Linked DNA regions of Homo sapiens: region 1 is linked to region 2. The links are chromatin loops, found by intact Hi-C in ENCODE. Cell type or tissue: PC-3. All regions are shown on one strand. Links, peaks and the distances in the headings refer to the core of each region. The heading gives the core; the rest is flanking DNA.

Region 1 (12,279 bases), core at 2,097-10,096, 65 kb before region 2:
AGTCAGGATAAACTGCATATTAAGACATTATGTTACATAAAATTAATACTGCATTTCTGCCTTTTGCTTACTGCTCCCCTGAAAGATTTTTTAATTCTTTTATCTTCTGATCAGCTATTGTCTGCCGGATTTTTTTTTTTAAGTAGCACACAGGCAAAGTGCAAAACATGTTATTACCTTTTATTGTAATACATGAGATGACAGCATATCCTTTTTAACAAAGTATATCCTTTACTGCTTCTAGCTTCTTGCTGTCACATGTTTGATTAGAAACCAAAGAAAAGTAAGATGCTTAAATATTACGGTTAGAAGACATACAGGTTTTGTCTTTTCTTTCATTGTTTTTTCTTTCCTTATCTTTTTATTTGGGGCGGGGGGTGATTTTTCATGAAATAGTCTTCTTGCATTACGGGGACTGACAAAATGGGTCTCATGTAGTCTGCAAATTAAACACAAGTGCAGTGATTATTTTGAATAGCTAAATTACATTCTAGAAAGCTTGCAGAATTCATAGCATTGTCATTAGGTATCCGCTTGAATACAATTTGTGTAACCTTGGCCAAGACAGCCTGTCATTTTAATGTCAGTGTTTTATCTGAACAAGACATCATCCTTTCAGATACAGTGTGCAGGTTCCTTGCAAAGATGCCCGTGCAGAAACGTGTTAACAGTTGCAAATATGAAATGCTATCAAGTTCATCACTGTAGCTGTTTGTCACTGAAATGTCATGGAAAGCGGGTTTTAATGGTATTGCACATAATATGAAAGAATTGAGACATCTGTGTGCTGGGTGAATAAGGAAGAGTAAAAGGCATCATGCGAAGGGTCTGTGTTTAAGTTCGGAAGGTGTGTCCAAGGTTCCCTTCCCAGCAAGTATAAGCATTGATTGGTTGTTCTTAAAATCACTGTCCACAGAGCAAGTGTGCTCATATGGGCTCCACCTGCAAAGGTGCTGGTTACCATTTGTCTTCTCTCAAACAAAATTCAAGTCTGGGTTAACTTCCCACAGATGGTTTTGACCAAAAACTCACTCTCAATAAGCAATTGAGAACTGTCGTATCTTAACTCCAGTTAGCATTTATTAAGTTTGTCCTTTTTGTGTGCTTGCAAGGCTGCCTGGAACCCCCATCAGTACTGCAAGATTTTACTTTTCTTTCTTTAAAATAAACTCCATGATAGATTAAATAGGATCTGTTGCTGCATCCCCTCTGGATAAATACATGTTGCATGGGAAATTGGTCAACTCTTTAAGCAGGCTGATGGCAGTCAGCTGCTGAACCTGGGAGGCTGCGTGCTTCTGATTTCCTGGCTTCCTATTTATCCTTCATTAACATTCTAGGTTCCCGTGTCAGTGGCTATGATGACACCTCAAGTTATCACTCCCCAGCAAATGCAGCAGATCCTCCAGCAACAAGTGCTGAGCCCTCAGCAGCTCCAGGTTCTCCTCCAGCAGCAGCAGGCCCTCATGCTTCAACAGGTAATTGTCCTTCCTCCACCTCCAGCCTGTCTCCCCCAGAACCCAGGGGCCCCCATCACTCCATTCGCAATCTCCCCTCCACCAGAGCAGCTCCTTTGCTCAGTGAAGAGTAAAGCAGCGTGGGTGGGGCAGGACACAGACCACTCCCTGAATAATCGATGTGCTTTTGCATGCCCAAAAGAGAGGAGCCCTGCCATGGTGACTAGTGTTTGGGCCTGGAGAGTACCCGATGGACTGAGATCAGGGCTGTAATTGGACTTGGTAGCAGTAAGATCTTTTAGGTTTACATGGCTCCTAAATGGTGTGAATCAAAGCAAAATGAGGAGCACGTTGGGAGTGGTTTAAATATGACAGCTCTTGATGTCCCCATTTCGACTCAGAAGCTTACAGATTTTTTTTCTTTAAACATAAAGAAGCATTCTAGAATTTGCTAATTTTAAGGTCCAGAGTTGATTTTACTTCTTCCACATACGATGTTGCTGAAATGAACTTCTGGTTGTCATTGCACTATGGGGACCTAATATTCAGACTTCACAGCCACCTGAACCAAATAGATGAGATTCGGAACTACAGCGTTGGGAGTCACTGGCCTGGGGTGGTGGGGACAGGATGCAGCGGAAGCTCCCAGGCTGTCCATGCACACACTGAATAACACTGCATAGTGCCCAGCCCTGTCATTTAGAAAGCATGCAGAAGAGATTCACCAGACTCTCTCAGCAAGGGCATTTCAGCTTTGTTGTACAATCAAAGGTCATTCTTTGCCTTATTTTAATTAGTTTGTGTAGAAAATGGTATGTTTTTCATCAGTTCATTTTGGAGATTACTTTTCAAACAATAATGCCAAGAATAGTCAGTGTGCGCTGAATTTATTGTCGAGTTTCAAACTAAAGGTCAGGCCATTACAGATAAAAGGATGCTATTTTTCAAATCACAGTTTGTGTATGGCACCAAAAGGGACAGTGGATTGGCGCTACCCTCTGTTACTTACCGTCCTCTCTTTCCTTTGTAGCAGCAGCTTCAAGAGTTTTATAAAAAACAACAGGAACAGTTGCAGCTTCAACTTTTACAACAACAACATGCTGGAAAACAGCCTAAAGAGGTACCGACAATACATATTTTACTTTCAAACCACAGATCCCAGAGGACTATCTAGTGGCTATTAAACTGTCATTCATCTTTTAAATGATTGCACAACTGAGCTGACTCTATCGGTTCTCAGCTTTCAGACTGAGAATTATTGTCCTGTTTTCACTCAGATTTTTCTGGGTTCCATTTGCTTGCTGCCACATATTTTATAACACCACTGCACGTGTACCTGTGTGAGGAGCAGGAGAGGCATCGTTGACAGAGTCTTCAGGTTACTTTTTGCAACCTGGTAACAACTGAGGGCCAGGATGGAGCTGGGAGAAGTGAAGTGCTTTCAGGAAAATTTTACTTGGATGCACACTTAATTTTTTTTTTTTTTCCCCAGCTCACAGAGCTTGGGTGTGTGGTGATGGCCTTTTCCATTGGAAGAATAACCCCTTGTGAGGTTGGATAAACAAACAAAAATGTTAGAACAAGATTAAACATCCACATCTTTTGTTTAACTTCTTCCTGCAAGTTGTACATAATGTAATTGCTAAAGGCATGTGCCAGAGAGCATGAGTTGAAGTTAGAGAAGACTCCAGCTTGGGTTGTGTTTTCTTGGGCAGGGTGGAGAAAAGTATATCATAATAGCTTCTATATGCACCACGCTTGGTAGTGTCCATAACTTATCACATTATGCCACACCATGAAGGTTGACAGCATTCGTCCCATAAATGATAAGGCCTTTCTTTCCAGGGAGTTACCAGTTCACCTTCTATTCAGTTCTGCGTGGGTGAGACTCAGTTGTGGGAGTATCCGTGTGCATGTGTGCGTTATTATGACATCTTTCTACCCATTCCAGAGTTATCCAATTTAACTTGCCTCCTCATATTTTTACAGTGGACTGAAAATTCTTTTTGTTTAAGTGTTCTCCTTGGGATGACACAATTTATAATTCTATATACAGCACCTCATCCACTTTAACAGCTTCTTCACCAGCCCTAAGCAGGTGGCCACTTTTGTTCTTTTGCAGGGAGTCTTACCAGGTGACTCGACGTCCCTGTCCCTCACCTAAGTGAGGATGCTGGGCTGTGCTAATTTTACACCCTGGGAGTGACCCAGACATTCTCCCTTTGCTGCCTCCTCCCTTGACACAAATTGGGGACGTTTTCCATGTCCTGCCAAGTTTTCACCCTGGAGTCCTGTTGAGCAGCCGGATGTAAACCCCTGCAGAGTAGGGGCAGTTTTGGGGTGAAGGGGAGGAGGTGTTTTAATGAAAATGCTGACACAACCTTAAGTACAGTGGCGCTCTACCGGGTGCTGCTATAATAAAAAAGGGAACAGATTAAAAAGTGTCTAAAATGTAAATCTAAAGGACTAACAGTAATTAAAATGGAAATGGCACAGGGAGGGAAGGCATGTAATTGTGAGATATCACTGTGCAGAAGGCTCTCAGCTTTGTTTTGCTGGCTGTTTTTCTAATTCAGCAGGGCTTACTCATCAGTGGCAGTTCAATGCGCGTTAATGACTCTGGGATTGCAGGCATCACTCTGGACAAAGAAATGATTATTGTGCGGTCAAAAGAAGTTCAAAGACAAGAAGGGAATTTCAGTTTTTTCCTTAGAGATCCACATTCAAGAGCATATAAATTAAGCCAAATGTTAAAAACCACAGTCTGAAAGCTGACTTCAAAGTCACAACTCTCTAATTAATGAACTGCGAGCTTCAGTTTGGACAAGTTGTGGTTTGATGCGCCCATAAATCAACATGACAGGCCTGTTTCACAGTCTCAGACAGTGCTTGTCATTGAGTCACATCAGATGTAAACACAGCAGAAAAAAGAAGGGGTATGAAGGAGGTGCAATTGATCAACAGAATTGGTAAAAACCCACTTTTGAAGCACATTATGCATGATCACAGGAAATGGTTACAGCCTCAAGAGGTTTCCCCTTCTGCTGTTGCTTTTTTGAATCAGATTGCTAACAGCCTTCAAAAGGGAGAATAAGAATTATGGAGTTTCTCCCCTGTGGCTTGCAGGCAATAACCCCCTGTTGTTATTTTGTGCTTCTTTCTTTTCAAAGGCATCAAAATTTAGTTTTTTAAAGATCTTTAACTCTATATTTGAAGACAAACAAAAAAGGGCTGCCACTGTCATTCTTATCAGTTACCAGGGATTGCGTTTTTCCTTTCTGTTGCCACTTCTTATTAACCTCTTATTTGGTCTGTGAGACATAGTTTGGAATGCACGTCTGCATGCTGGGAGAACATGAAAGTTCAGATGAGCTCAGAGGGCACATAAAGAAATGGGAAGGGGAAAGTTACACAGCAGAAAGAAGGATAAAAGTTACCTCTCCCAAATTGCTGTTGTCAGAAAGGAAAGCATCTCAGAGCACAAAGATGATAGTGGTCCCTGAGTTTGGGAAGGGAGTGGCAGGGGGTGGGGAGTGTAGGGGAGAAGGAGAACACTTTGTGTCTAAACAAGGAGAAAGCAAGACATTGTAGGAACATTCTTGCATCTCCAGGTCGCTAGGTTTGCTGTGGTCCATGCTTTGTCATCCACTTCCCAGGCAAAGGTGACCCAGGAGATAGGTTGCTTTGAATATCCTTTGAGGTAGGCAGACCAGTGGATGGGTCTCCTTGGATTCATGGTGCCAGTGGATTTGTCTGAGACCCAGGGTAACAATGCTTAGGAGATCTGTAGTTTCCTGAGGTAGGGACCAGTCTCCTGGAATTATCATGCAGGTGGTGGTCCTTTTGTGCTAAAATGAGATGGAGTCACACGGTAGCATTTTCATGATGTGGACTGGTGGTTATGATTTTAACAAGGTTTGAACTTGGTTGTTGACAGATGGAACAAGTATGTTAATTTACTGAGTCCCCAGTCATTAGCGGCTCATAATTTTATATTGTCAGGCTCCCCCCACCCCCTTTTTTTCCTGTTTTGATTACCTCTGCAATAAGACACCTGATCTTTGGCCAGAACGATGTACCTTTGCTCTTTTTTTTTTCCTTCCCTCCTAAAGTTGCCTTGAGATGTTTCCTTGGGAAAGTTTGGCTCCATATTGGGTTGGACCAAGACAGGACCTTCCTTAAGAAGATACGTGCTCTTAGGTAGGGGAGGAAGAGAGGATGTAGGCCCAATACAGCTATTGAAGTGACTGCTCATGAATATTGGACAGAAGTGGTGAGGAAAATAGACAGCAGAATTCATTTTAAATCGAGCTACAAAAAAAGATTCCATCCTGTGCGGGTGAGGTAGGCTAAGTTGATTGTTTTAAAAGGGCCGTTTGTCCCGGGCAGTTATGACAGTTTATGTTAGGCAGTAGGGAGTAGCCGAAGAAAGGAAAACAGACCTTTGACTGCAGCTCTAGGGAGGGGATCCGAAACTCGAGGTTTATCAGGGCATTTTAGCATTTTAACACTGACTACTGACCTGCCGAGGGGACTGCACGGAGACCTTTTTTGTATGCATTCAATTGTGAGAAGTAAACAAATGGACCCGTATCCTGTGTTTGGTAACTGGGTGGGGAGCGCAGTTTGGCAACCGGTGTTGCTTTTAAATTCTTTCTTTGGACAATGGGCCTTGTATACTTTTATATCCTGGCTTTTCAAACGTAGACAGCTTTCATGAGCTTTTTCCTAGGGATGGCCACAGAGACAACAGAAAAGGCATCAGTCATTTTACATAAATACAAAATTTTTAAACATTTCATTTACAGTAAGGCAGGAAACACCCTCCCCCACCTCCAGCTGTACCCCCCCCATTATAGTCTGCTTTCAGAAAAGCTAATTCCCTGATCTTTTATTGTGTCAATGTTGTTTTTTTCTCTTCCCTTTTTTTTGTAATGTTGTGAGTTAATATCTGTTGAAGAAGTGAAAAAATCGTTTTGACATGAATATAACTATCACTGGGTTTTACATTAATGTGATAACTTGGGAAGGGGTGAAAACAATTGGATCATTTTATGCATGCTGTTCTTAAAATGAAAACACTGGCTTTTCATTTAAATTTATTTAAATTTTTGTTGTTAGTGGTATAGAATTTGTTTTTTGGAGTGAAACTCAATTAACTTTCTCAGTGGCATGGTAGTAAGTCTGAAATTGGTTGCTAATATGAGAATGATGGTTTTTACTGTAAAATAAACTACATGAAGACCGAAAGGAAACCACCATTTTTCTCTTTCTTTGAACTTTGCATCAGAAGGTCTTGATATACATACCATTTTATGGATGTATCAGATCAAGGTCATGTGTTAGGTTAAGTGAATGCAGTTGTTTGTAAAGTATAGTTATTAGCCAGAACATGTAAGCTCTGAAAGGGCTTGGATAGTCCTTTTAGTTGTAAAAGTCTCTCTGATCTTTTGAATCATACTCAGAATTAGGAACACTGATCTTGTTCTTTTCTTGAAGAAACTTTTCTTTTTTTTTTGCTACAGTTTGGGAAGGGTTAGTTTTCCTTTTATAATTGTTAGCCATAATGTGGCTAAGACCTCCACCTCGATACGATTGCTAGCAGATTAAGGATATTAGATAATTTCCTTCTATTTATTGTACTACTGCACTGTATTATCTTTCTATCACTCAGATAATTACTGAGGAAATCTACATTAATTTTTTTGGCTGAAGCAAGGCCTGCTAAACACAGGAATGATGTATTGATGTTTTACACAACAAAAGTTTTCCTCCTGTCATTGTCCAATCAACAAAAAGATATTTATCATATCGTAAAGCCCCTTCTTTTCAAGAACAAAGCAGATGGGGGAAGCAGGACAAGCCACCAGACCTGGGAGTTTCTGAGACTAAAGCCATGTTAAGGCATCTGAAGCTTAGACTGTCGTTCATGTTAAACTCACAGTCGAGTACGATGTTGTTTGCTAAATTATGAATGTGTGTAATTAAAATCTAGTGGCTGTTTCTGTGAAAGATTTACAATGTTATTTCATCGTTTGTCATGGCTAATTAACAATATTAGATGAAGTTTTTCTTCTTCAAAGGTCTGATTTTTTCTCATTTATTTATGTCAGAAGTGATAAACAGAGTAGTTAAAAGCTTCTGCCGGTGCAGGCAGGGAGGGAGGCAACTTGTTCTTTTACACCTCAAAGGTTCGGGGTTCAGACCCCTTCAGACTAGAGTGATGCAGTCTTCTCTCTAGTGTGCATAATTAAAAATTTCAAAGTCTAAAAGTTTACATCTTGATGACAAAACTCAGACCTTTCAAACTGGGGGGAAAGCTGGCTTGATGGACGAATTATGTGTTTATGGGAGCGGGCAGTAGAAAGATAACACGCTCATCTCCCCACCCCTCCTCAGAGGAGGTATGCTTTGTCCCTTTTAAACCTTGACACGGAGCCCTCCACTGAGCTCCAGTGACCATTCTCAGCATTTGATGATGATGGTGAGTTTTGAAGTGTCCATACTTTTAACCTTCCTTGGGAAGTGGCCATCTCATTTTTTCTTCCTGATTTCTTACAGCAACAGCAGGTGGCTACCCAGCAGTTGGCTTTTCAGCAGCAGCTTTTACAGATGCAGCAGTTACAGCAGCAGCACCTCCTGTCTTTGCAGCGCCAAGGCCTTCTGACAATTCAGCCCGGGCAGCCTGCCCTTCCCCTTCAACCTCTTGCTCAAGGTATGCGTTGATTTTACAGAAGGCATAGCTCTGTGAAGACTTTGGGTGGAGGTGGTGGGTTGTCTCTTGGTATATTTGTTAAGGACATTGTCCATCAAAACATGCACATAGATTCTTTTAAGAAAAGTGGAGTGGGATAATGATGGACCCATGTAGAAGGTGAAATGCTTGTTGATGCCAAAATGAAGTCTCAGGGTGGTCTGAAGGCTTAGCTGTAACAGAGCAATCCCACTGTTGGACACTCTTGGAGTAAGAGAATGAGGCGCTACTTTTCACTTACTGAGCATTTTAATGGACTCTTGCAGTGTTTCTGTTTGGAACCACAAAGGAATTTTCCTGAGGGCTTTTATTATTCATTTAAGACATTTTATACCATGTAACATGTGCTATTTTAAATCTTAGTAATGCTTTATAAATGCCATGTTTTAATATCTAGGGATAAATTCAGGTTTATTTTTCTGTAAACGATAGAAATCAACCACTTTCTCTTATAAAAAGGAAAACTTTGTTTAGTTTCCTTTTTTTTTCTTTTTGCATTCATCTGTTGATTTTTGAGCAAATTAGTTCTACACTCATCAGAACAGGTACCACTTCCATCTCCAGTTCCTCAACAACTGAGATCACATGAAAAGTAAGATTTTATACATTTAGTAAATTTCTTTTACAAAGCCCACTGACATTTTATCCCAAGGGTGATGGACATCAGAAACAAATGGGAACTCTAGGTGTTTTTAGGACATCCTCTTGGTTTAAGCAACTCTGACTTTCACATATGTAATGTGAAAGCAGATGGATTATTCAGAACTAGAAAGGAAGGTGGGAGGGAAGGAGGAAGGGATGTCAAGAGGGAGGGAGGGCGGACAGGCAGGCAGGAAGGAAAGAGAAAGTAGAAAGTGCCATGCCTGTGTTTTGAAACACAATTCCTCCATCTATGCATGGTAGGGCAGATTTGAGTTGCCTCCTCAAGGGCAGCAGTTCTTTGAACTCTAGTAGATTTGGATGTTGGTTTATATGTACCTTAAAGGCTGATAGCTAAAGCCACTGCTGTCTTGGATTCAGTTGCCTTCTAAAGAAGGTTAAAAATGTGGAAACTCCTTCGTGTTGCTTAAAGCATGGCCATTTGTTTGGTAACTTTTGGTGTCAAGTGAAGTCAGGGAAGCATGTCTGCATTTGAATCTTTTCCCTTGAGTCCACCACACCCAACTTCTGTCCCTTATGAGGCTGATTTTGTTTTTAGTATCGAGACCAGGGCTTTTTCCTCTTAACTTCTCTCTTGCCCCTCCACTCCTTTCTGCCATGACTGCTCAGCTGCTTGATACATACTCAGCATCTCCATTGTCAAAATAGAAGATGTCGTAACTGAGCAATACAAGGAGAAAAGAAAGAATATATATATGTACATCAGTTAATGCATTTTTGTGCTTGCAGAATGTCATAGCGTGTGTTAATTACACCTTTGGGTTTATTGTTGGAAATATGGCAGGCTGTTCTGACACACCTACCGGACTTGAGCTCCAACCTCTCTCATCAAGTTTGCTCACTAAGGTTCATTGTTATAGTACATCAGTTAAGCTGTCCAAAAGAGGGCAATTGGGCAGTGACAAGACAAGCTCATGTGTAATGTGAAAGAAATGAATGTGGTGATGCATGAAGTGTAATCTCTGCAGTAACATATCAGAGACACTGGTAGGTAATTCACTAGTCATGGCATTGATTGATAGGCTTAGCAGTCTGCTATAACTATTAGCCCCTGCAGCATTAGGAAGAAGCATATTTGAAATCTAAGGGGTGCCTCTGTGTGTGCCCAAGATGGCATAAATGTAAATATAAATATTTCTGGTGTCAGGTTCTTGCAGTAAAGTGAACTACCAGTGTTATTTCCATCTCTCTGAATCAGGAGGTTGGTTTTGTCCCCCCACTCCCTCACCTCAAGTGGCTAGAGAATTCAGTCATGTTGGACTAGAACACAATTTTTTTTTATCAGAGAGATGATGGCTTAAAACTGATGTCATTATGAGGTTTAAATCAACTTTCTGCTTGCTTGAACATGGTCACCTGGGTATGGATGTACAAGGACAAAAAAAGGTTGATCAACTCTGTTTGTCTTTGAGCCAGTGATACCTGGGGTTGTAAAATTGAGTTCCATGAACAGTAATCTGTCATCTGTCCCCACAACATACATTTTTTAAACCTGTGCCTGCATTTTCTTTTATAATGAAGGGGCCAGTTGTCCTGGAAAAAGAAATGTTGCAAGACTTGGGGGTTATCTGTTAAAAATACTGGTAATGCCCACTTCATAATGAAATCATCAAGATTATTTTACATACCTGTTCATGGCCTTGCCGAGTTAACCTTAAACATGTAAATGTCAAGTATAGGAATAGATAGAGAATTAATATTTTGAAGGCCTTTTTTTCCCTGAAGGTTTTATAATAGGAAATGGAGGGATATTTTGTGTTGTTTTTAAGGTTATTGTAGGGTCTTCTTTCTGTTTTACATAATTAGCCTATCTGCTTTTCACCCTGGTCTCTTTAATCATCTCATCCTCCCTAGCACCAGTAATTTCATATAGAAATATTCTTTCAGTCTTATTCTGACCTTTTAATTTTTAAAATGTAAACTCTAGGTAGCAGAAAATTACATGCTTGGCTATGTACCTGCTAATGGATTTGTTTAACTTCGTACTATTATTCTTAGTCTACCATTTTGGAAGAAATACATACTTTCTGGAAATTTGTTATCCATTTAGTCTGATGAGTGACTGGGTTACCTTTTATCTGTCTAACATGAGATCTTAGCTGTCAAATAACAACACCCTTTGGTAGGTAGCGCTCATTGAACTAACAGTTTAACATCACTAACGATATATGGCATTGATGGAGGAAAGCGATTTGACTGCTTCTGTGTTAAGTGTGATGAGAATGTTCTTAAAAGTAATTATCACATTGCAGTTTGACCCAGAAGTATCGCTGTTGTCACTTAATGAGTTACTATTTTTATTTACCATTTTTCTCTATGGATAATGGAACTGATTGCCAGCCCATTGGAATAGATGGGAGAGTAGAGTAACATTAATGCACCCTGTAGGTATAACAAGTGGTAAATACATTTGTCTTTGTCTTTATTTGCTGGATAAACAGCTTACTTTTAAAACAGCATCAAAGTTCTGCTTTTCTTCGAGAGAAAGCGGGAGTTAACACAGTTGTTAGGACCCTGTCCTAGTCTTCCCACCTCCCATGCAGCTGACCCAGAAATCATTTAGTTTGAGTTGAGAAATAGGTGGCTTGTTCTTTTCATGTGTTTACTCTCTAGAAAATAAAAATAGATGTTGACTTGTGTGGTTTTATATCAGTATGCCATCATCAACAGACAAGCCTATTAACTATTGTTTCCATTGAGTAAACAGTGGTCTGAGGGTCACCCATGTTCACAGGTAATTGTTGGTGTGCAGACAACAGTAGCGGGCCTGCTAGCTACAAACGCATCCCACCTGTCACTTCGAAAGGTGTTGGAAAATAATAGTTCAGATGCAGCAAAACCGGACATGGGGTTGTGGAGTGACCTTTCCCCTTTGTTTAATTTGCCTCTGAGGCTTAATTTCAGGGGACAAGTAATAATTGACTATGCCTAATAACTAAATGCTCATTTGGGACAAAATCCATCAAAATATAATTGGCATTTGATTTTTATGAAGGGAGAAGAAAACCGACTTGTCTGTCGAGGATGCCTCCTAAGAATATCTGACCACTTAATGTATCATTTGAAGCCTCCTTTATAATATATATTAATTGCAAATGCTTGAGCATTTGAACATTTTCGTGGAGAACCGTTAGGAGGGACCAACTGTTTTTGTTAACGCTCCTCTCAGAAAGGCGGGGAAGGTTATTGGTCTGCTGTGCAATAATTTACTCCTCTTTGATATGCAAACGATCCACGGTGAATATAAAAAAATCCTATCAGACTCATTTCACAGTTCTTAACCACTCGGATTCTCTGGAGTCCATCGCCTCATTAGACCAGTGCTCTCCAATGCTAGCATAATTAAAATCTTTAACAGTTTAGCAAAGTAAAGATGTTTGGCTGATCACGTTGAGATGATTATCTATC
Region 2 (9,439 bases), core at 1-8,000:
CCTTTTCTACTTCCCCACCCCAAATGGAGGAAGGAGGACCAGCCTACTTTGGTGGAGCTTTGAGTTTTGAGGGCCTTAGATTCATGCGACTGTTTCTGGTTATCCTTTATGATGAAGGTCATATGCTAGGCATTTGGGGAGATACAGGATGATTCAGATATGGTCCTTGCCCATAAGACTCAAGCACCCAGCTCTTCTTTAAAGGCAGAATGATTGGTGCCCAAGCAAGGTACTGAAATACATTATGAGAGCTCCCTGGAAAAAGAAAATCTTTCTGAATGGTAGGAACGCAGAGAAGACAGCTAAACCATGACAGCAAAGCAAAGAGGCATTTCAGCTCGGGTAAGCTGAGAGACAGTGGTGTGTAGGAAAAAGAGCAGGGAGTAGTAGTCCAGTCTAACTCTTAACAGAGGAAAGACATAGGAAACCTAGTGTTGGAATAGTCAGAGGCTAAATTATGGAGAGGCTCTAATGGTTACTAAGGAGTTTGAAATGAAAATTATTCCTTCACAGTTAGGAGACCAAACACAGTATACTGAAATTACATTTAATTTGTAAGAATCTCCTCTTTCTTGCCTTATTCCCTTTTACTGGACCTTGAAGGGTGTCATCCCAGCACAGGCTGTTAATACCGAAGCAGAAGGATCGTGTCTGAACCTAAAAGTTTGTCTTGGACCTCCTTCCTTGTAATAAATCGATCTCTTTAACGGTCATATTCCTCTTACGTTTCTAAAATTCTCCTAGTAGCTTTAACTGATTATTCAAAATGGAGACAGTGCTTTGCTTCTTGATTTTAAGATTTGTAAAATTTAAAGGTACACTGCCTTTATTTGATTTTGCTTGGAGTCACTGTGTGAAAATTAATTGAGCGTTGACAATCTATAGTTAGTACCAGCGATTTTAATCAATATGCAATGATGCAGCGTAATGGCAAAGTATTGGTTTATCTGTTTTGACTGATTTTTTTCTATAAATAAAGCAAACATACACCCATATATGTATGATTTATGGTGATAGAAATAAAACGGAGTCAGACTATTAACCCAGCAAATATGGTAGCCTGCCAAGATGCAGTTGGCAGGCAAAATTAATGTCTGAAACAGAACACATTACTGAGATAAAGGACATAAAATTATTAAACACTTCGTGCATCCATTTTTACCAGGAAGGAGTCCTTAGTTTCCGTGTATTATTTTACAGTAAATGGCTATAGGACTAGATGTGTAGGCTACCAAAAAGAAAGGAAAAAAAAGAACCAGGTCATTCACTGTTGTGGCATCAGTAGTCAGCTGTGCTATTTCTAGCAACCCCTCCTTCTAGAACCCAGCTAAGCAAAATGGTGAGCCTCTGAGACAACTTGGCTGAAGTCATCTCGAAGAAGCATAGCCAATTGCACAGGGCATTCACTGCCTTGGAACTTTTTGAAAGTCTTCAGATGGCTTTAGTGAAATGGTTTTCCCAGATTGAAGGGTTCAAATCTTTGCACCTAGCAGCAAGCGAGAGAATGAGATTATCTCTGTCTTCCTCCACGGATTAAAAACAGTGATAGGATAATGGTTGGACCCAGCACTGTAGGCCTGGATCTTGGGGCTTCTTGGGAAGAGGAAGGATACAATTAAAGATAAGGAACTACAAAACCCCGTAGGGCGCTTGGCGAGTGACCGGGCTGGGTGTTGGCAGAGAGCACCATGTGTGTAAGCCCCTGTGGGCCACAAAAGGACCATTGGGATTCTTCACGTGGACCAGTGTTAAGCAGCTGGTAAACAGGGAAAAGCATGGGGGGAAGTGAACAGGGATGGAAGGTTTGTCTTGATTAGTATTAAAAAAAAATGTTTTACTTTCTAGAAAATTGTAACTTTGAAGGGGACCTCCTACTAAATTTATTTTTAACTGCTCTATTGAAAATTCTCTACCACTAGTCAACATTATCTCTTAGTAGCTCAGCACAGTATTTCTTTATTAGAAGAAATCGGCACGAATATTTTTGACTGAAAAATTAATAGCTTTTGAATTCATACACAGCAGGTTTTCTTTTGCAAAGAAGTCCAATATCGCTGCACAGCACTTCTATAACCATTTATTTAGAGTCCAAGTCAAACCTTTGACAGCTAGAGCAGCGCTACAAGCCAATATAAAGAACTCCAAGATGTAAACCAACAATAGGCCGTCTGTGTGAGGTTTGCCATTGTCAAATACATAGATTGTTTGGATTAGTTTATGTAAATGTACTGTTGTATTACCCTTTGAAAAAAAAAAAGATCACATTTGTGTATGAAAAGTGGTTCCCTTCACAGGCAGCATTATAAATTCCTTATCCTTTAACTTACATGTAAGAAGTAAAAATTGGTGCCTGACAAGCAGATATTGTGTGACACTCTGTTGTCGGAGTGAACCTGCCTTCTTTTCATTTATTGGAAAATAGAAAATTTTATTAAAGATACCATCTTATAAATCAGGAATTATTAAAATATGTATAGGTGAGGCATTGGGAAATTAATTATAAAAGGTAGACGTGTAATGTTTTGCATAAATTTTCACTTCTTTGCCAAAAAGAAAAAAAAAAGGGCACACACATACAGCAAACCCTTGATGCTTTCAACTTTAAGGGCCCAGAGCTATCTGGTGACTGATTCTCATGTGCAAAATATTCCCTGCAGTCTGTAATTAATTTATTCCGCCCTAAATAATAGAATGCATGGCGTTTGTTTGAATGAGTATCCTTCTAGAATCTTTAATTTGAAACAGGCAGTCACCAGGATTCAAATCTAACCATAGATGGGGACTTTCATGTTACAACCTTGCCAGTAAGTTCATGAAGCTTTTTCTTTTTTCCATTTCTGTGTAGAAGAAACCTCGTGTTTATTTTAAAATTCTTAGTCACTAAGTGATAGAATGCTTTGCTGTAAATGTTGCTTTTCACTAAATGCCATTTGGGTGTTAAGTGTCATTTGCTGTATCCAATCATCCAACCAGTCCTCATTTCATTGCATCAAAGAAACTGCTAAAACGTTCTTAGATTGTTTTTACATCAGCTCATAGACGCATTTTCTGGATCTTATTGTGGGACTCATCAGATTTGGATAGTTAGAGGATACGCTCATCTCGGGAAGGTGCCCAAGTTTTTGGACATGGATCTGAGGAAGAAAGCTTATGGGTGAACTGGGGCAGGAGCTCACGGGCTTCCCATCCCTCAGACTCCTTCGACGGCCTTTCTTCCTGCTTGCTATCACATCTCTTTAAACCTAAGTAAAATCTTCCTTTCAGAACAAAACCAAAGACTCAAGGTGCAGGTTGGTTATGGAAAGGGAATTTCTGCATTTAAAATCAAACTATTCCATCAACAAATATTTCTTGAGCATGTGACATACGTGACAAGTAGTCAGTCACATGAGCAAGGCCCATCCCTGCCATGGAGGTGTTCAGAGTCTGGTAAAAGAAATAACAGATAAACTACATACATACTCACACAGTCTCACTTTCCGTGAATTGCACTACCTGTAAGTAGAACAGCTGACCCAGAATGGTAAAGTCAGGGGAGATTGCTGGGAGAAATGATGTCTAAGCTGAAACCTACAAGATGAGCAGGAAGAAATGGTAAGAGGTCAGCCTTGTGAACCTTTCCTTAGGTTAAGAGTGGGTGCCCAGATCGGTCCCTCTGATTGGTGAGTATCAGTGTAGAGGAAGAAAAGGAATAGCCAACATCAGTTAAGACAAGCTTTTCAAACTTTTAATTTTATAAAGACTGGACCCTGCGTGGACGTATGTAGTATGTGTAAGTTGACCAGAGCAGCCCTAAGCTCTAGCTCTCAGGTACATAGAGCCGAAAAGCAGTTCTTACATTTAGAATGGCCACATTTCTTGTTATTTTAAAAGATTCTATTCTTTTCTATGGAAAGAAAAGCAAAAACAAACAATAGTAAACTGCCCTAATGAAAATGATTGATATTCTTTTGTTCCAGACTCAGTAAACATTCTCAAAGTAAACACCCAAATGTCTTGCTTGGAGGTTAATTTCTCCGTGCTTACTCTGTGGAGAATTTGCCAAGATACTTCATTTGGGGGAGGGAGTGAAAAACTAAGAGGACAAAACAAAAACAAAAAGAAACATGTCTGTGATATGATGACTTTATTAAATTACTACGGATTTCTTAAAAAGACTTTTCACACTCTGTCATTATGTCAGGAAAACACTGTAAATCGTATTTTATAATACTGAGTACATGAGAAGAACGCTTTGCTTTAGGGTATTCCTGCACATCAGAGAACAACTTCTGCTCCTGGAGAAACCACATTCTTTTAGATTTGGTGGGCACGTAATTACAGTGTAGGTGGTATATTCTTCTTGACGAAAATCTTATAAAGCACTTACAGGAACTTGGATATTTGTAATGAAATATAGTATTAGATTTTCATTTTTATACATTTTCTTTTCCTCTAACCATAGCCATTAGGACTGTTTTGAAAGAGTTTTTAGCTCCTATAAAAACAAAGTGCCCCCCCGAAAAGAAAGGGTCTTTTAACTCTTCAAGGATCATTTGGGCTGCCTGGGTCCTTGCTTTAGAGTTGGAGAAATAATATTAAGCAGTCATAAAAAGGGATTCTTAGGCACAATACACAAAAGCTGTTTTATATACTGTTTTTCATTAAGTGCCCCACCCCCACCAACCTTTCAACTAGAATTTTTTTGTTTTTGCTTTTAGTATCCCTGCCAGTACCACCACCTTCTAAGTAAGTCATAACCTTCCACGAGTTCGCTTCTCTAAAACAGGGCCAGGCTGAGATGGTAAAGGAAAGGAAAGGAAAGGCTTGTAACAAAGGCTGCCACCCATTGTCCTGCCCTCCGCACGGCCTGGTAACGTCCCTCCAGCCTCAGAAAGGCCGTCTCTGAACTCAGTGATTCATGCCCAGAAATGACACTGCCATGCAGTTAAAGCAGGACTTGAGCTGGCTCAGGCCAGTAAAACAAGAGCAGAAAAACAAGTTCTGTGAGCCCGAAAGTCCCTACTACGCAGTTGTGTCCCTTGGTGTTTGGGTTTCAGGTTTGTCTTTTGTTCTCAGAATCTGTTTTCATGTGAGGCAAGAGCACAAACAAAAATAAAAATGAGTTCTTATGGGAATACTTACAAGTCTGTTTCTGTCAGGGGTTTACATCAGCAGTTTATTTTTTTAATGTGAGTGACTCATCATCTTTAAACAGGAGGGGAGATTACTGTTAAAAACTAAAGAAAGATTAATTAATTAAAAAAAAAAAGGGACTAAGCAGAATAGTGGGTAGCCAACCAAGTTTGAATAGTTTCGATGGCTAAAAGAAAAGCTGATGCCTGAGAGTACAAATAAATTTAAAAAATAAAACCCTACAGCAATTTTAAATGACATAAGAATTTAACTTTTGGCCAGAGTTTCAAAGAGATTATCTTTGCTGAAATCATCACATGATGGAAACTTGCCATGTAGAAAATATCAGAGTTACTGACTTTTCTAAACATAGCAACTTCTTTTAAATAGAAAAGGAACACAATAAGAAAAATAGGCTTTCCATCAGGAAAAGAAACCCTCCCAGTCCATTCCCTTCCTGCCCCATGCCCCAGAAAAAATTATCTTTTAAAACCTGAACTGCAATCAGAAACACAAAGCACATATGCTTTCATTTCTAATTGATGATTACATTAAGATTTAATAGTTTACAATTAAGATGAATATTTCAAGATTACAGCAAAAACACACACCATTCCCCATTTGCTCTTCTGTTCTAAGTCTGTAATTAATTTTTTTTGGGGGGGCACTCTTTTTTCAAAGAGGCCTTAATTAAGAGAGCAGGTTTGGTTTGAACACAGAGCCTGCTTTGAGTCTTTCTTCTCCATTCTTTCTCTCTCAACCTTCCCTTTCGAAGATGGTTTCTCCTCCAGACAAGCATGTGATCATCAAACAGAAGTTTAAAAGTTAAGAAACTTCTGTACCAGTTGACAAGGTTGACATTTCATTAACTTGTTGGTTCAGCCTTCAAATGATTTTGTGTGGCAAAGCACCCTGTGTTTGGAGTGTACAGCTTTTTCTTCTTCCTTCCCTCACGGGCTAGTCATGTTTAATTTGGAATCTGGGCTCCTTTGGCAAATTAGCAATTAGAACAATTTTGTGGGAATATGTATATGTGTCATTAGTTTTCCTGCAAATTAATAGCAAGGGCAGAGGTCAGGCAGAAATTTTCCACTTGACTGCAGCTCCTCTATTGAGACTTGGCACTTGGTTTTGGAATGGCCACAGCTGCTCTCAGCCACCCTCTTCCTCTAGGAACTGTCTTTTAATTAGTTTACCTCATAGCCATCATTACAAATATTACTGCCTCCCCTCCTCGAAATAAAATTACTGTTTCTACAAAATATTCCAGTGACATCTTGCACCACTGCACATTGATGGTGGGGTCAGTCGAATGCAGCATTTAATCATTAGATCACCTCCATCCGCGTCTCCTAATTAGAGTCCTTACAATACATTTTTATCTGGTAATTAGCTGAGATTGGCTGCTTCCTCTGTGGCTTATTAGAGACAGCCCAGCAGTGGGTGTGAATCACGGTGTCATTTGTCAAGCCTGGTAAGCCCCCTCTCTGCTCTCTTCTGGCTCAGTATTTATTCCCACTTGCTAATGTTCAAAAGCCTCCAGAAAATTCTACCTTCATCTCTTCCTTTGTGGATTGTGCTAACTTGGAGGGATTTTATTTTTCGCTGTTGCTTTTTTTTTTTTTTTTTTTTTTTTTTTGGTAGAAAGAGTCCTAGTGGTGCGATCTTGGTAATAGCTACAAGGCTCACATCCTTTCGGCATTTTGATGACATTTTACTGTGGGATTTGTCTATTCTTCGTAGCTGTGAACACCCAAAAAGATGGGCTTGCACTTGCTGAATGAGTTTTGATTTCTGACAATGAAACTGGAACTCAGTTAACTTGGTGATCTTCCTCCCAAAACTGAAAGGGAGCAGGCATGAAGGACATTTGTGTTTGTAATTTTCATTGCATCTTTCAGAAAGCCACAGTGTTTAGGGAAAAGTTCTTAAACTGAAAAGAGAAGCCGAGAAGTATAGTCAGTCCTCAGAACTGCTTTGTGGTTACTGTGTACCTTTGCCCTTTGACTGACGTATGTGTTTGATGGTAAGCGCTTCAAGGGCAGCAATTAGCTGTTTTCTTCCTGTTTTTGTCATTGTAGGAGTAACTGCCTTATATTTGCTCAGTTACACGTGTTGATTGTCATGCATAAGCAGGGATAAAATGCTCTGCACGGAATCTTTTCCAAAAATGAGCATACAGAAAAATGAAACTGGTTAGTGTTCATTTTTGCTATTAACTAGGCATAAGATGATTATACAAAGGATCTAGAATCATACAAGTGTGTGGTTTGACCTTGGGTCTGGGTTGGGAATATGGGCAAATTATTTAATCTCTCCAAGCCTCAGTTTGCTTATCTGTAAAGTATGAGTAATAACATCTCAGATATTAGTGGTGGTATGAGAATTGAAGGAGACCACACAGTGGCAGGTGGTTTTAAAACATGATTTTTACAAATGTTACCCATGACTTTCCAAAGCGCTCTGAGATTCTTAGGCTTAGCAGCGTCTGAATTATAAAAGCTGTATATTTATGAGCATTAGCCTTTCATGCACTAATTTCCTTGACCCTTTGCTTGGGCTGATGCTTATACATACTGTTCCTGGACTTGGTCAGTGATTAAGGCCCGAGGTGAAGAAGAGGTCAGCCCCAACTCTTCCCCCCTTGGCTTCTCAGCTCTGCCCCATCCTGCGGCTGCTACTCTGAACTGTTCACACTTAGTTTGCAAATGTGTGTCAGAAAGCCAGGTTTCCAACATTATAGAGAAAAACCCGCTCATGGCATCTGCTCAGCTTGCTGGGGCATTTGTAAGGGCAGTGCCATCTCCAGAGCTTGCTCTTCGCAGGCATTGTCTCTTGCTCACCGAGACAACATTCTACGCTGAAAATAAAAAGGAAAGCACAACTCAAAGCTCACAACATTCTGTTTCCAGCGCCATGTTTACATTTTTCCATTAGTATTTCTTCATGATATTTGATCTTTCTTTTCTTCAGGTTCATTGCTTTTTTATGAAACTCTCCTGAAACATATTAGAGAGGATTCTCAGGCCCCCCTCCCTTTTTTTTTTTTTTTAACTAGAGTGTGAGTAAAGGTCGAGTCTTCCCAACATATTGGAACTCTCTTTTAATAAGTTCTTTGATTATGATCTCAGAGGAATCTCATTTTTAATACCTTCCACAAATACTGCCTTGTACTTAAGACTGACTATAGCAATGGTGAATTAGACTTGGTGAAATAGACTTACTATGGTAAGTGATTTGAAATCTGGTTTGAGAAAATATTACCAAGTAAGCCTACTTTGCTGAAGTTTATTGGATTTTAGGGTGGGTCTGTGTATCTGAGACAGCACATAAACAGTAATACATACGCTGAAAACAACCAAATTCTTCAGCATTGCCAGACGTAAAATAATATTTCTGTTGCAACAAATTTTGGGGAAGGGTTATGCCTTTTAGTATTTGTAAGAACAGTACTTTAAGGTGAAGATAAGAAAGATAAATTGAAACAGTGCTCATTAATTTATTTTTTTCTTTTTTTTTTTTTTTTTTTTTTTTTTTTTTTTTTTTTTTTTGAGGTAGAGTCTCACTCTATCACCCAGGCTGGAATGCAGTGGTGATCTCAGCTCACTGCAACCTCTGCCTCCCAGACTCAAGCTATCTTCCCACCTCAGCCTCCTAGGTAGCTGGGACTACAGGCATGTGCCACCACACATGGCTAATTTGTGTGTGTGTGTATGTGTGTGCGTTAATGGAGACAGAGTTTCACCATGTTGTCCAGCCTGGTTTCAAACTCCTGGCCTCAAGAGATCCTCCCACCTCAGCCTCCCAAGGTGCTGGGATTACAGGTGTGAGCCACCATGCCCGGCCTATTTTATTCTCTTCTACTTCAAATAAGTAATATTCATTTCCTAACTTGAAGCAGATTATTTCCCATTTTATAGAACATTCAAAACTTGAAGGAAAAAAATCAAAAACCTCAGTTGCAGATCTCCCGTATTCTGTAAAAGAATGTCACAATAAAAAAAATTAACAGATCCCAAGCCTGTATTTGATAGATTTAATAAAGGTTATTCATAATGCTGTTAAGGATTATTTTCTGCCAACTGATTGATTGATTGATAGAAACAAATGACAGCTGGTGGGGTCAGGCCCATTGTGTTTAATATGAGTAATAAATAGGCCACACATATTTGCAGGAGTTCTCGTCATCCACGAAGCTGCATGAGGGAGCTCAGTAGGCTCTTCCTGGGCTGTCTAGTATGGTAGCTACTAGCCACATGGGGCTCTTTCCATTTACATTTATTAAAGTTTAATTTTAATAAAAATCAAGTAAAAACAGCTCTTT

The links. Hi-C counts contacts between places; a loop is a spot of excess contacts. Peaks named below come from ENCODE experiments on the same cell type or tissue, not always from the same donor. Only the 100,000 strongest peaks of a DNase experiment are listed, where the experiment ranks them.
Region 1: it touches region 2 in a loop (7-fold over the local background); 3 of 110 quality-filtered maps call a loop at or near these places.

The regions. Positions count from the first base shown.
Region 1 is chr3:71,042,835-71,055,113 of GRCh38, reverse strand. It overlaps FOXP1 (forkhead box P1), which reads left to right. Exons shown (of 21, transcript NM_001349338.3): 8 at 1,341-1,478; 9 at 2,488-2,577; 10 at 8,019-8,172. Among named protein-coding and RNA genes, the nearest start is that of FOXP1-AS1, 240 kb to the left of the region's middle. RefSeq lists enhancers at 3,673-4,236, 3,414-5,108. In PC-3, for the core only: no CTCF peak of the experiment used is centred there; DNase peaks (open chromatin) are centred at 2,633, 4,783 and 6,073; H3K4me3 peaks cover 1,202 bases; H3K27ac peaks cover 5,126 bases.
Region 2 is chr3:70,978,507-70,987,945 of GRCh38, reverse strand. All of the region lies in intron 14 of FOXP1 (forkhead box P1), which reads left to right. Among named protein-coding and RNA genes, the nearest start is that of FOXP1-AS1, 310 kb to the left of the region's middle. RefSeq lists an enhancer at 1,667-2,708. In PC-3, for the core only: no CTCF peak of the experiment used is centred there; a DNase peak (open chromatin) is centred at 4,955; H3K4me3 peaks cover 1,566 bases; H3K27ac peaks cover 2,979 bases.